Regions from separate parts of the Homo sapiens genome. Here region 1 is linked to region 2. The links are chromatin contacts, found by Hi-C in ENCODE. All regions are on one chromosome and are shown on one strand. The core of a region is the stretch at or near the end of the contact, and the rest is flanking DNA. Distances in the headings are between cores, read along the strand shown. Region 1 overlaps PRDM16 (PR/SET domain 16). Region 2 overlaps PRDM16 (PR/SET domain 16).

Evidence for each region. Hi-C counts contacts between places; a loop is a spot of excess contacts on that map. Pooled maps may share reads with other maps.
Region 1: a map of HepG2 shows a loop between it and region 2 (2.1-fold over the local background). The contact joins two enhancer-like sites. A Hi-C loop is called at or near these places in 6 of 168 maps with a recorded cell type or tissue (HepG2, aorta, ascending aorta and 3 more), 1 of 37 single-sample maps with no recorded cell type and 9 of 50 pooled maps.

The regions. Positions count from the first base shown.
Region 1 is chr1:3,166,267-3,173,413 of GRCh38, reverse strand. All of the region lies in intron 1 of PRDM16 (PR/SET domain 16), which reads right to left. LOC105378606 (a long non-coding RNA gene) reads left to right here and starts at 6,519. Exons shown (of 3, transcript XR_007065437.1): 1 at 6,519-6,606. Within about 2 kb of position 2,778, at least 22 of the 41 ENCODE cell types and tissues checked have a DNase peak (open chromatin) inside an H3K27ac peak, as active enhancers do; they include ascending aorta, where a contact is called at or near this core.
Region 2 is chr1:3,108,027-3,114,898 of GRCh38, reverse strand. The region is part of intron 1 of PRDM16 (PR/SET domain 16); the gene reads right to left. Among named protein-coding and RNA genes, the nearest start is that of MIR4251, 17 kb to the left of the region's middle. RefSeq lists enhancers at 96-671, 672-1,248. Within about 2 kb of position 1,388, at least 3 of the 41 ENCODE cell types and tissues checked have a DNase peak (open chromatin) inside an H3K27ac peak, as active enhancers do; they include ascending aorta, where a contact is called at or near this core.

The DNA of each region.
Region 1 (7,147 bases), core at 1,529-4,028, 57 kb before region 2:
CCGGGGACAGCAGCGTTCCCATTTCAGAGCCCGCATCCTGTATTTCCTCGCCGCCTCCATCGCCCCGGGCAGGCGCTGAATGACTCGCGATGCCACTGTCATTTTTATAAAGCCTTGTTCCGGGTAAAAAGCCTCTTTGTTTCAGAGAGATGTGATTTGGCCTTTTTTCTTCCTCTCCTTTATTCCTTGGTTAATATACCACTTCCCTGAGCCCCGGGGGCAGCAAGGTAGCCACGGATTGCTCACATCTCACTGTTTCCCTCCTGAATCACAGCCGAGGCTCCCTGGCCCTGCGCTAAGCAGCATCTGGGCGGCAGCAGAGCGGGGTGCCTCTCCTTAACCCTTCACTGTGCATGCACTGGACCCCTCAAATACCAGGCGGTGTTGGCTCCAAGCACTAGCTCCACGAGCTAAGATCTGGCATCGTGACAGCGTGCTTCTAGAAAGACTGTGGGCAGATACATGTAACATCAAATGTATCATTTCAGTCATTGTTCAGCGCACAGCTCAGTGGCATTAAGCACATTCATGCTGTGCGCTGCCTTCAGTCACCACCACCCATCTCCAGAACTCCTGCATCTCCCCAGAGAGAAAGTCTACCCCACAGACACTCTCCATCCCCTCCCCCAGCCCCGGCAGCCACCATTCTACTTTCCGTCTCTATGCATGTGATAACTCTAGGGACCTCCCGTAAGTGGGATCCTACACTATTGCCCTTTCACAGCCGGCTTACTTAGCTTAGCACAAGGTCCTCAAGTTTCCTCCAGGTGGTGGCGTGTGTCGCCGTTTCCTTCCTTTTGAGGGCTAATAGTCCAGGCATGTGGGTGCCGCCTTTGGCTTGTCTCTTCATCTGTGGATGGACACTGTGGTGTGTCCACATTTTAGCTACAGTGAAGCACACGCCACTGTGGGAAGCACGTGTGAACATGCGTGTGCCGTCTGAATCTACGGCGTGCTCTTAGCATCAACAAAACCCAGGCTATTCCACCCAAGTGAAACGAGGCTCCTGTCAGCAGCCCCACTGCCCAGATCTCAGGGTCTCTGGAAAGCAGGTAAGGTTGACTTCCCCCACCACCCTGGTTGACTCTCATTCCTATAGGCAAGGACAGGGTCTCCTTCCAGCCTCTGTACCTTGGGAGTGGGGTAAAGCCACTTCCACCTTCTGGACCTCAGCCTCCTCCTCTGTAAAACAGGCACGAATCCAACCGGGAAGACCGTGGGGGACGTTCAGAGCCGTATGCCCTGCCCCTCACCTGCATGTGAGTGGGTGATTCTGTTCTCAACTCCTTCTCCACCCTGATTGCTAGGTGGCCCCCACACCTAGGGCAGCTGGCTTGGCAGCCGGCAGGGCCCACAGCAGCATAAGGACATCGTGGAGCCGTTGAGTACCTCACAGCCTCCCGCTGGGCCCAGGGATGCTCCTTCAGCACCGGGGACCCCGTTCTACTGGATCGCAGCTCCCCCGGTGGCGCGGAGGCCGGGGGGCTTGCACCTGGAGCTCGGCTCGCTGCTCCAGGACTTTGTGCTCGGGAGGCGCCTGATCCAAGCAGGGCGACAAGAGGTTCTGGCTGGTGGAGGGCCCGGGTGGCCACAGAGACGAGGGTCACCTCTCACCCGGAGGCTTCCTCAGGCTCTTCCTGGAGGCTCAGCCAGGTGCTTAGGTGTTCTGGAGTCCTGGGGTCCTTCCAGAAAGAGGAAGGAAAGGTTCCATGGAGCCAACCAGAACCCAGAAGGGGCCTGGGCTTGCCAGCCCGAGGAGGGCAGGACAGGAGCCAGCTCAGCTCGTGGCCAGAGCAGATTTGGGGAAGGGCCCCCCAATACACACAGCTGTGTTTCTGCAAACTCGGAGGCTGTAAGTGGGATACCGAGGGCAGAGGAAGGGATGGCCAGTGACCCTGGGATGGCCACCTCTGCCAGCTGCCAGAGCACCTGCGGCACTGAGGGTTTGGAGGGGGTTGCAATCAAGGCCAGCGTCCTCGCAGGAGGCTCTGCAGGCCAGGCCACCCGAGGACAAAGTGCACTCAGCCAGGGCTCGTTCAGAAAAGAAAACACACTCGGAGATTTCTGTTCTCTGCTTCCCTTTCCCTGGCTCTGCCCGGACAGCGAGGAGGAGGAACAAGGGGTTAAATGCTGAGCAAGCGCCGTAACAGCCGACCGCCACCAAACTATTTATAGACTTATTTATCTCTTTAGTTCCTACCAACTGGGCCTGTGGCTGCCGTGCACAGGCCAGAGCAAGTCACGCCGCAAGTAAACAAACGTGGCCCCGAAATAAAAATCGCAAGAGGGAGAGAGGGCCCCGAGCACTGTCAGTCTGGAAGGTGCAGGTCTCCGTGGGGCGCTGAGGGGTGCGGGGTCCCGCTGGGACAGGGGTGCCCCTATCCCAGCCTTCCCTTAGGGACTGCAGCGAGGCTGTGTGGGCTCTCTAGCCAAGACGGGCTGGGGAGGACAGCCTCGTTTGGGCTGGCGCCATCAGCCCGAGCTCTGGGAGCTGAAACACACGTTTCCCCGGTGGCCTGCCTCCACCGTGGCTGCTGCAGACAGAGAAGGCCATGGGCTCCCGACAGCCCTGGCTGCTGGGATGAAAACTGGGGGTTTGCATCATGGGGTGGGGAGGGCACTGTCCATGTCCGTGTGCCTCCAGCCCTGGTGACGGGAGCGGCCAGGACAGCTTTGTTGCCAATGGTGGGTGCAGGCCCTCCCTTCCCCTGCTCCCCCGGGCCCCGCCTCCTCTGGGCACAGAGGCGGGCTGGCTCACTGCCCTGGCCTGGCCTCCCACCAGAGTGGGGGTGGGGAGCTGCGGAGGCTGAGGCCTTTGAGGCCTGACTCCCCGCCCCTCGCAGCCAGGGCAGGGTCTGGGGGCCACCCAGATGCTCCTAGGGAAACTGGTGCCACCTTGGGCTCCGGCTCTCGGGGCCAGGAGGACCCTCCCTGGATAAACTCATTGCCCAGCACCTGGTCCTAATCCACTCGGCTCTGCTCCCTAATTCCCACCCACATGGTGATGGGGCTGCAGTGGAGGGGTGGGGAGAGCAGCCTGAAGGTGCTCCCATCACCCTCAGGTCCAGAGAGCCTGGGACAGCTGCAGCCCCTCTCTGGAAGCCTCACCCCTTCAGGCCTGGAGCGGGGGATCTCTGCACCCCCACCCCGGAAGGGCCTGCAGGCACTCCTGGGGGAAGCAGCCAGGCTGCAGGTGCAGGGCCACCCTGGCCCCCTGGCCGCACTTGCCCTGATGAAGACGTTCATAGTTTTAACCACGGAATCAAGAACTTAACCCTTCCCAGCCCGTCCGCGCTCAGCTGCCCTCAGATTCATTTAGCAGGCCAGCGGCGAGGAAAAAAGAAAGAAAAAAAAAATTCATTAATTTTTATTAACAGGGAGAGCCATTTGTTCCCTGTGACAATATTTGACTTGTCGAAATGATTTTCACCTCTGCCACGAGGTGTGCACAGTCCACATACATCACCCGATTACTCGGAGCGCGCGGGCCGCGGTCATTAGGCAGTGAATTAACGACAGTCCCCCCGCTATTAATCACCCTGACAAAGGCGTTAGCTCGCCGCTGACCCGAGCGTGGCCCATGGACACGGCAGCCAGGGGAGAGGGCCCGAGGCTCGGGGGGAACCAGGGGCTGCGGGGGAGCCCAGCCCTTCCCCACCTGCCCCTTCAAGATCCTGATGGCGTACAGGAGCCAGAGACGGTGGAAGTGGTGCAGGCCCTTGCGGGTGTTGGGGGGCCCGTGGGGGGCGGGCTCTGTTTTTTTTTCTTTAATCGTTTGTTTTCCTCTGTCAGCCTCTTTGTTGAGGAGGTGACAGGGATACTCTGCCCCTCAGCAACAACCCCGGGACCTGGCCTGTTATTATCTCCATTTTATGGATCAGGAAACTGAGGCACAGAGAAGCCAGCACATGCCCCAGGCTGTGCACGGGAGAGGGGTGGGGCTCAAACCCCAGGCCAACAAGCCCCTCGGCCTGCACTCCCACCCCTGTGTGGTATCTTCCAACCCCCGGCCCTGAGGAGAGTCGCTAGGGACGGGGCTCCCATGGCAACCGTAGGGTGTTTCCCTGAGCTCTGGGTCAGCCTCAGGAGTGTTTTCTAACCCTAGGGATTCAGGGTGGTGGGGGCCGGATGGAAGGGCCTTAGGAATCACATTTTTATGAGGTTTGTTTCTTCCCGAGGTTCCAAACCATGGGTTTTGTTGAAAAGAAACAGTAGAAAATCCACACAATACCTCCATGGGCCCATTTAGCATCAGGGCCAGCTGAGGCTCAGAAAGTGTCCAGGGCCACACACCACACTTGTCACAAGCCTTCCAAGTAGAGGCTGGAGACCGCAGCAGCGGCACAGCACAGGGTCTCAGGACGTCCCTCTTACAGGGGTGGGGAGGCTTCTGTTGGACTCATCAGCCTACAGGTTACAGCCCCATGTCCCCTTGCACTGGTCCTGAACCTGCACCCTGGGCGTGGCCACAGGGGTCAGCTCAGGTGGGAGGGGGTGTGGGCAGCAACCACCTGGCTCCAGGAGTAGGCTCGGTAGGCCAGAGCTTCTCATCTGCAGAAGTGGAACGACAGTGGCCACCTGGCAGGGTCCTTCTGAGCATTCCAGGAAATGATGTTGGCAGAGCACTTTCCATGGGCCGGGCAGGTGGCAGGTGGCCCGGGAAACACGGGCCCCCACTCCCTCCTCATTCCCTGACATACTTTAACCATTTTTTGCACATTAATCCAATTAATCACCTTTACATTTTAAAGCAATTTCTTTGCATTAACTTAGGCATCAGATCTGTATTTCGGTCTGATCTAAACCAGGGTATGAAAGGGCGAGGGGCGGGGGTGGGGCGGGAATAGCTGCGGGTCCATTTGTCTTCTTTCTCCGGACTTCTCATTTTTTATGCCTCAGCAAATTTCCTGATTTTCCTCATTAGCAACTAATTTACAAGTCTCAACAATCTTTCCACCTGTTCCTTCCACCGCGGGGGTTGTAAGATTGGAAAGAGCCACTTGCTCACTTGTGTGATGCTGGTTCCAGGGGTTCCAGAAAACCAGGCAGGGGTGGGGCAGGAGGATGGCTGCATGGGAACGGGGGCGATGCCACAGAGGCACTGGGAGGCAGGGGTGGGGCGGGAGGATGGCAGGAGTGGGGGCGATGCCACAGAGGCGCTGGGAGGCAGGGGTGGGGCGGGAGGATGGCAGGAGCGGGGGCGATGCCACAGAGGCACTGGGAGGCAGGGGTGGGGTGGGAGGATGGCAGGAGCGGGGGCGATGCCACAGAGGCACTGGGAGGCAGGGGTGGGGCGGGAGGATGGCAGGAGCAGGGGGGCAATGTCACAGAGGCGCTGGGAGGCAGGGGTGGGGCGGGAGGATGGCAGGAGCGGGGGCGATGCCACAGAGGCGCTGGGAGGCAGGGGTGGGGTGGGAGGATGGCAGGAGCAGGGGGGCAATGTCACAGAGGCGCTGGGAGGCAGGGGTGGGGCGGGAGGATGGCAGGAGCGGGGGCGATGCCACAGAGGCGCTGGGAGGCAGGGGTGGGGCGGGAGGATGGCAGGAGCGGGGGCGATGCCACAGAGGCGCTGGGAGGCAGGGGTGGGGCGGGAGGATGGCAGGAGCAGGGGGGCAATGTCACAGAGGCGCTGGGAGGCAGGGGTGGGGTGGGAGGATGGCAGGAGCAGGGGGGCAATGTCACAGAGGCGCTGGGAGGCAGGGGTGGGGTGGGAGGATGGCAGGAGCAGGGGGGCAATGTCACAGAGGCACTGGGAGGCAGGGGTGGGGTGGGAGGATGGCAGGAGCAGGGGGGCAATGTCACAGAGGTGCTGGGAGGCAGGGGTGGGGTGGGAGGATGGCAGGAGCAGGGGGCAATGCCACAGAGGCGCTGGGAGGAGGCTCCGGGTTGGCACCTTCTTCACCTGTGGCAGGATTCATGAGTGGGAGGCCCTTCGCCCCGGCTGCACATGAGCGCGAATGTGACCCCCGGTGACAAGCATGGGGACCTCCTCCAGCCCCCAGCCACCAGGCCCTCTTGTCCCTAACCCTGAGGCTCTCCCACGCAGGCCTGAATTCCCAGAAAACTGGGAGCAGCTTTGAGTTCTGCGGATGACGGATTTCCGGAATGGCTTTTAACGGGGTCGTTTTCAGAAATTCCTCTCACGTAAAGGGCAACTGCTGGGCTTTGTGTACAGGCTGAAGGCCTGGGAGGGACAGGGGCCTTCACCCTGGCTCCTCCTCCTCTATTTTTCTCTTGATCATATTGTTGGAAAAATCGCTTTCTCAGGCTCCCCGGTGGTAGTAGTAGTAGCCATGTAGACCAGCACCAGCTGAGCCTTCCCTGCCAGGTGCAATCCAGATCGTCCCTGTGTTCGCTCCCTGCACCTCCCTGGGAGTCCTTCTGGGGATGGAGGGCAGTTGGAGGGTGCGTGTTCAGCCTTACTGGACAGTGTCCACCGTGCGTACTCGAGCAAGTGCCTTGAGGTCTCTGGGCCTTGTAGCAGCATCTATGCAGCAGGAGAAAAACAGCACCTGCTTCGTAGGCCGCCGTGAGGACAGAGCAATTGAACCAGGGTGCACGGCCAGCGCCAGACACAGTGAGCTTCATGGCAACTCCAGTTTACCGGTGAGAACCATGGGGCCACTCAGAGAGGCAAAGAACCTCACCCGAGTGAGTCCTCTGGCTTCTCCCCACCTGGGCCGGGCCCCAGGCCGCGCTGTGGTTCCCTTTCCAGCCGTCATCCCTGGGTGATGGGAGGTGGGCATTCTGTTCAACCTTGTGGGTCAGGGAGCCAGGGCCAGTGTGCAGATGAGAAGAGGCTGCGGTTACTGGCGATGCGAGGGACTGTCCCCTTCGTGAGCACTTTCTCTTTTGAGGCCAGTGAAATGTGTTCCCTGGGGTTGTATTCCTGAGAAGGCCTCATTTAAAGGGAGCCGCCAAACCAAGTGGGCTTAGCAAAAGCAGTTTGTCACCTGGCAGCACGTGTGAGCCTCGCCCGGACGCGCCTCAGCGTTTGGCTCTCCTTGCTAGAATTGTCCACGCTCACTGTGGAAAACCTCCGAGGGTTCCCCACGGTCAGACGCCTGGCCTGTGGCACCTGGCAGGGACCCCTCGTGGGCATCGGAGTTGCCTCCGCAGAACGCCCACCACCAGACAGCCCCGTGTT
Region 2 (6,872 bases), core at 139-2,638:
GCGAATCCTGCATCCCGGCCAGGGCCTCTTCCTCCCCTTCCCACAACATCTGGGACTCTGGAGATCAATTGCAGGGCTGACCTGGGATGGTCTGGGCAGGGCTGGGAGTGGTGGCTGTTTGGTGAAGCGCAGGAGCTCCCCGTCAGGGGCCTGCACCCCACCATCTACCCGGCTGCAGGAGGGTGCCTTCCCTCTGTGTGTGTGTGCACCCGGGTGCATGTGTGCATGTGTGTTTGTGTGTGCACGTGTGTGTGCTTGCACATATGTGTGTGTTCATGTGTGTATGCACGTGTGTGCATGTGCACGTGTGTTCTTGTGTGTGCAAGTGTGTGCTTGTTTGTGCACGTGTGTGTGTTCATGTGTGCATGTGTGCGTGTGTTCATGTGTGTGTGCATGCGCGTGTGTGCGTGCGTGCGTGTCTGTTTACACTGCGTGTGTGCGTGTGTGTGCGTGTGCGTCTGTTTACACCTGGTGTGTGCATGTGTGTGCGTGTGTGTGCGCGTGCGTGCGCGTCTGTTTACACCTGCGTGTGTGCGTGTGTGCATGTGTGCATGCGTGCGCGTCTGTTTACACTGCGTGTGTGCGTGTGTGTGCGTGCGTGTGCGTTTCCACTGCGTGTGTGCGTGTGTGTACGTGTGCGCGTGCGTGTGCATGTTTACACTGCGTGTGTGCGTGTGTGTTCGTGTGCGTGTGTGCGTGCGTGTGCGTGTGTGCGTGTGTGTGCGTGTGTGTGCGTGTGTGTGTGCGTGTGTGCAGTGTGCAGAGATACACGCCGCTGTCTTACTGCAGCACGGCGCCATCACAAATGAACATGCAAATACAAATCTACACTTCAAAACTTGGCAACTTTGTCCCTGAAACTCCTCCGCACATGACTAGTAGGTTTAAAAACAAAACCAAAGAAAACAGAGGAACCACTCCAGTGTTTGTCCTTCACATCCCGAGTGGGAGAGAAAAAAAAGAAAAAAATTCTCCCTCAAAATGAAACAGAAAATATTCTCAAGGGAAAGCATCTAACTCCTTCGATTCCAGAGCTTCTGAGCCCAGAGCCGGCCTGAGGGAGGCAGACACAGGGGCACCTTCGAGGGAGTCTGGGCCTCCCTGCCAGGATGCAGCCTCTGCCTCTGGCCCAGGGCCCCCAGACGGGGGTTCTGCCCTGGGGCACGCGGCCATGTCTGGGGATGTGTTTGGTGGTCAGCTCTGAGGGGGAGCCACCCTGGTCTGGTGGGTGGGGGCCGGGAATGCTGCTCAGCGCCCTGCAGTGCCCAGGACGACCAGCAAGACAAGGGATTATTCGGAGCAAAGTGTCAGTGACGCCAAGGCCAGCCATGGACGCAGGCCCCTCCCGCTGGCTCAGGCCTCGGCCTTGGTCATAATGGGTCTGTCTCGTCCCCTCCCCTCCCTCCCTCCCTCCTTCCTCCGAGCCTTCCTCTCTAGGCACCTTTGCTAAGCACCTAGTAAGTGCAGGTCCTGGGCATCCCCACGCCCTCCCCTGCCCAGCTGAGGACTGAGTCACACTCGGGCTGGGACCTGCAGTGAAGGAGCCACTGTGTTCCAGGGTCACAATCCCCTAGCCGTCCTGTCTCCTCCGGGCCCCTGTCCTGCTTCCCCTCCCACTCCCCTGCACCTGATGCTCCCTCCAGTGGCCCACAGCCAGGCCACCGCAGACGGGCTGACCAGAGCTTGGGGGAGAACATTGCAGTGTGCACAGCACGGGTGTCCAGCCCCCTCCGTGGAGTCCCTGTGGCCCAGTAATATCTCAGATCTGCTGGAGCCACACAGGCCACAGCCCCCTCCACAAGAGGCCCCCCAGTATCACAGAGGCTGGCTGTTCCCTGGGTCTGCTTCTAGCTGGGGCTCTGGGTGCCCCATGGCAGGCCCTGCACCAGTCTGGGAAGACTTGCATGGCACAGGGAGCACACCCCAGTCCTTGTAACTGCCAGCTGAGCCCTTTGCACATGTGACCTCAGTGAGTTCCCACAGGCTCTCCCCGCAAGAAGGATGGCCCGGGACCCCGTTCCACAGGAGGATGATGGGGCTGGAGCCCAGGCGGGCCCTCGGGGCTGCCCACCCCTTTGCCTCCCTGAGCGACTCCAATTAGGGGAGTGCAGACCTCAGACGGATTTGCCAATGCAAGGGTGACTATGCCCTTAGCTGGCAGAAACCCTCACCGGGGAGCAGCTGCCCGGCTGCAGGGGGTGGTCCACGCAAGTGGGAAGGCCCTGTCTGCAGGAATGCGGCCCGGCCAGGGCACCAGCGATGGAGGACAGGCTCCACAGACGCTCCCTCCACCAGCAGCGTGGGTTGGAGCTGCAGGCTGCTGGAGTCAGGGCAGCAAACATCAATCCCCAGGCGAAGGCCACTGAGCGGGGCCCTGGGGCGAAGCCGGCCCGGGAACACAGAGCCTTCCCGTGCAAACTGCCTCCCGCACCCCAGGCTGTGCAAGCGCGGGGCTCCTCTTACTTGAAAAAAGAATGTTTACAGACCAAGATAATGCTTATGACTAGAGAGAAGCGAAAAGAGAGGCTGAGAGGCCGGTTCCCGGGGCCCACGATGGATGCTCAGCCCTGAAATTTCATCATTTCGTATAAGTGGGAATTTGGGGACAAAGCCGTGCTCCCTTCTGTTTCCTCTGCCTTTTGTCACCACGGGTGAAACGCCGAGGCTCCTCCGAGGTCCGTTTAATCCTTTTAAGTGATGCCCTGAAACCAACTTTTCCTTCGCTAAGACCTTTTTGGTATTCTCTTCTGAATTCACCCCCAAAAATAAGGGGGGGAAAGGAACTTCTCAAGTTAGTGAGCGTGGATGGGGCAGGAGTTTTATTAAAGTCTTTTCTGTTTACTTCCCACCTAGATAAGATCTTAATCACAGCCCCCCAATTATCCGCACTGACATTTATCAAGGCCGGTCCTCCCTCGCCGCCGCGCCGGCCCATCAGCCTTTCTTCCTGCCCTCCCTCTCAATGGAAGTTAATTTCGAGTACATGATTTATCTTGCTGGGGAGCGGCGCAGAGGCGGCCCACCTTTTCAAAGGGCGGGCTGGGGAGTGAATTATCGTGGCGCTGTCCAGTGATTGGGTTCTGCGGGGAAGGAGAATAGGCAGCCGTGTGTCGCCTGATGTGGCGCTGGGCCTTTTCAGCCGCGAAGAAAAAAAGATTAGGCCTCTGACAGCGGGGCTGACAGGCGAGCCCAAGGCAGCAGACAAAAGGCCGGTACCTGAAAGCCGGCCTGCGCCCCCGCCCCAGGGGGCGTGCGCCCCTGACCTGCGCCTCCTTTCCGTGCGCTGGGCTCCCCCAACCTTGCTCGGCACCCTCCTCCCTCTTCCCCTTCCTCCTCCTTCTCTTCCTTATCCCACCTCTTTCCCTCCGCTCTCCCCTTCCCCTCCTTCTCTGGTCTTCCCTCTTCGAGGCCTCCTTGCCTGTCCTCCTCCCCACAGGAGTCCGCGTGGCACTGGGTCCACACAGGTGCCTGGCCTGGCTTTCCACCCCTTGACAAGAATCCTGCCTCCATGTGTGGACTTCCCCCCAGCACCACCTTCAGGAGGGAGACTCTTGTCCATCCTGCCTCCCCCACTGCCCAGTGCAGGATCACACAGAGGCCGGTGCTGCCCGCACCCCACTAAGGCCGTGGCCGAGGACAAGCCTCTTTCCCTTCTCTCCGCGTCTCCCAGGGGCCTTGGCACAGGCAGGCTGTGACGTGGGCACAGGGGCCCAGCAGTGGCCAGCAGGGCCCAAGGCCAGGTGTGGACAGGGTCCTAGGGGCCTGCCCTGGGAATCCCTGGGCCCCTGCACGTGAGCCAGCGTGGAGCCTCCCACCTCCAGCTTCCCCATCTCACACTCGGCAGGTGTGGGGCCCAGGGATTCCTCAATACATCGGTGCCACATCCTCACCAGCCCACGAAGCTAGGCTGGCAATGGCTCCCCTGCCGTCTTGCCCAGAACCGGGCAATCTCTGGCCTCCTTCGATTTAGACCCATCCCCCACCCCACCCCGGGGCATCAGGCGGCAAGGACTCGGCAACTGTTCTTATCCCAAGAGCTGCACCTCATCCCGGCCCCAAGCATGTGCCCCTCACACGTGGCCTCCATCCCTCCCACGCTCCTGTTAAAGAGAGGCTGAGCCGGAACATTCTCTCCAGGACCACAGGAAGCCCACAACTCAGAGATGCCACGTGAGGAGAAGGAAAGTTCACACCAAGCTGATCTTGACATCCTAACAGAAATACATTCTCTCTTTAGATAATGATTTGCATGAATACTTGAGAAAACACCCACGTTAGGTCCAACTTCAATCACTAAAATACGTTCCCCAGGACATGGGGGAGCCACAGACACTGTGTCCCCACACCCAGGACATGGGGGAGCCCCTGAGCACTGTGTCTGCACACCCAGGACATGGGGGAGCCTCAGACACTGTGTCCCCACACCCAGGACATGGGGGAGCCCCTGAGCACTGTGTCTGCACACCCAGGACATGGGGGAGCCTCAGACACTGTGTCCCCACACCCAGGACATGGGGGAGCCGCAGACACTGTGTCCCCACACCCAGGACATGGGGGAGCCCCCGAGCACTGTGTCCCCACACCCAGGACATGGGGGAGCCGCAGACACTGTGTCCCCACACCCAGGACATAGGGGAGCCACAGCCACTGTGTCCCCACACCCAGGACAGAGGGGAGCCCCCGAGCACTGTGTCCCCATACCCAGGACATGGGGGATCCACAGACACTGTGTCCCCACACCCAGGACATGGGGGAGCCGCAGACACTGTGTCCCCACACCCAGGACATGGGGGAGCCACAGCCACTGTGTCCCCACACCCAGGACAGAGGGGAGCCCCCGAGCACTGTGTCCCCATACCCAGGACATGGGGGAGCCGCAGACACTGTGTCCCCACATCCAGGACACGGGGGAGGCACAGACACTGTGTCCCCACACCCAGGACATAGGGGAGCCCCCGAGCACTGTGTCCCCACACGCAGGACATGGAGGAGCTGCTGTCTGTGTCTGTGTCTGGAAAGAGGTGATGCCAGCTGAGCCCATATCCAACACAAATGAGCTTCCCCTGAAAAACACACCGGCCACTCATCCATTCTCTCCATGGGCCACTCAGGTGATATTTGGGGGGAAATTTGGCTTTGAGACCCCGTAATAACTCCCATACTCGTTTGCTTTCATGTCCTTTGCTCAAGCACACAGACGGGATGGAAATTCCCCTGCCACACTCCCCGGGATGGACTTGATGCTTTCCTGGAGGAGTTCGGATTCTTGCCCAGATGAAAAGCCCTAAGGGCTGCTCAATTAGTCCTCGGCGGAAGCCCCGGTCTAATGGTCTGTGATGCTTCACTAGGGCCTCCCAGGAGCGTTTAGTATTAGACAGTTATTAAAGGGCAGTTGACTTCTGAGATCTGTGGGGAGGAATCACTTTAGCGTCTGTTTAGGGAGCTAGTCTGAACATCTGCAGGAGGAGAGAGAGCCTCAGCCTGCATCCTGCGGGCTCCACGGATGAGGATGCAGCTGCCTCCCCAGGATGGTGCTGCCCCTTGGTGAATGGTAAAGTAATCATAATGATAATAATACTGAATACAAGCTAGAATCCACGGCATTTGGTCCAGTCGAAGGAGCTGGTGGCAGCCCACCCACCTGCAAAACGTGGACCGGATCAGCACACTTAGCCCCAAGGCGACAAAAACCTGTGACACAGAAAGAAGGTAAAACACCCCAGCCTTTTTAGGGTGCTGCATGGGACACACCTGTTTTTCAAAATATGTGATTTTGTTTGACATTATTATTATTATTATTATTATTATTATTATTTTGAGATGGAGTCTTCCTCTGTCACCCAGGCTGGAGTGCAGTGGTGCAATCTTGGCTCACTGCAACCTCCACCTCCCAGGTTCAAGCAATTCTCATACCTCAGCCTCCTGAGTAGCTGGGATTATAAGTGTCCACCACTACGCCCAGCTAATTTTTGTATTTTTGTATTTTTTTTTTTTTAGTAGAGACAGGGTTTCATCATGTTGGTCAGGCTGTTTCACATTATTTTAAAAATTTGCCAGCACCTTTTGGGACAATCTGTTGGCATCCTGAGCACTAAGGGGGCACTGCCTCTGAAGGTCCTGCTCAAATGGACCCCTCCTGGCAGGACAGGAAGGGAACAGACATCTGGCACCAGCTCCCATCTCAGGGCCACTCGGCCTTCTTGACAGTGCTTTGACCTGGAGCAGCTGCCCAGAGGCACCATCTCTCTGTGCCTTGGTTTCCTCCACCCCTCCAAAAGCAGAGGACAGCACCTGGCAGGGTGCCTGTCCCTAGCATATGGCGATTACTCCAATAGCTGTGTCAGGCACTGTAGCATTGCCAGGCATAAACCAACTGATGATTGGGAAGAAAGAGATGAGAAACTGAGAGACAGACCCTCACTGGGACAAAACTTTGACTGTCACAGAGGTGATTTTGCAGGTTACTTGGTAACATTTTAAATCCCAGAGGTGAATACTTCCCCTACATAGACCAGGCTGGGATGGAGCTTACCCACCAGCTGCATGAAAGAAAAGTTAGATCCCTACCTCACACCATACATAAAAATTCACCATTGGTGGGTTGAAGGACTTCATGATGGAAAGTAAAACTTCAAAAAAGAATTACAGGATAATTTGGATTGGGAATAGGGAAGGGTTTATTTTTAAAGGAAGCAAAGCTCTAAGGACAAACGGCAAGACCAATGGCCCCTTGCTAGACATGCTCTCCCAGTCCTACGAATGTAAGATTTCACACTCTGTGTGCTGCAGCTGCATCTCCCAGGCTGTGGAACTGAGATAATAAGAGCTCCCAACTCAAGGTTTGTCTGGAGAAAGGAATCAGTTTGGCATGG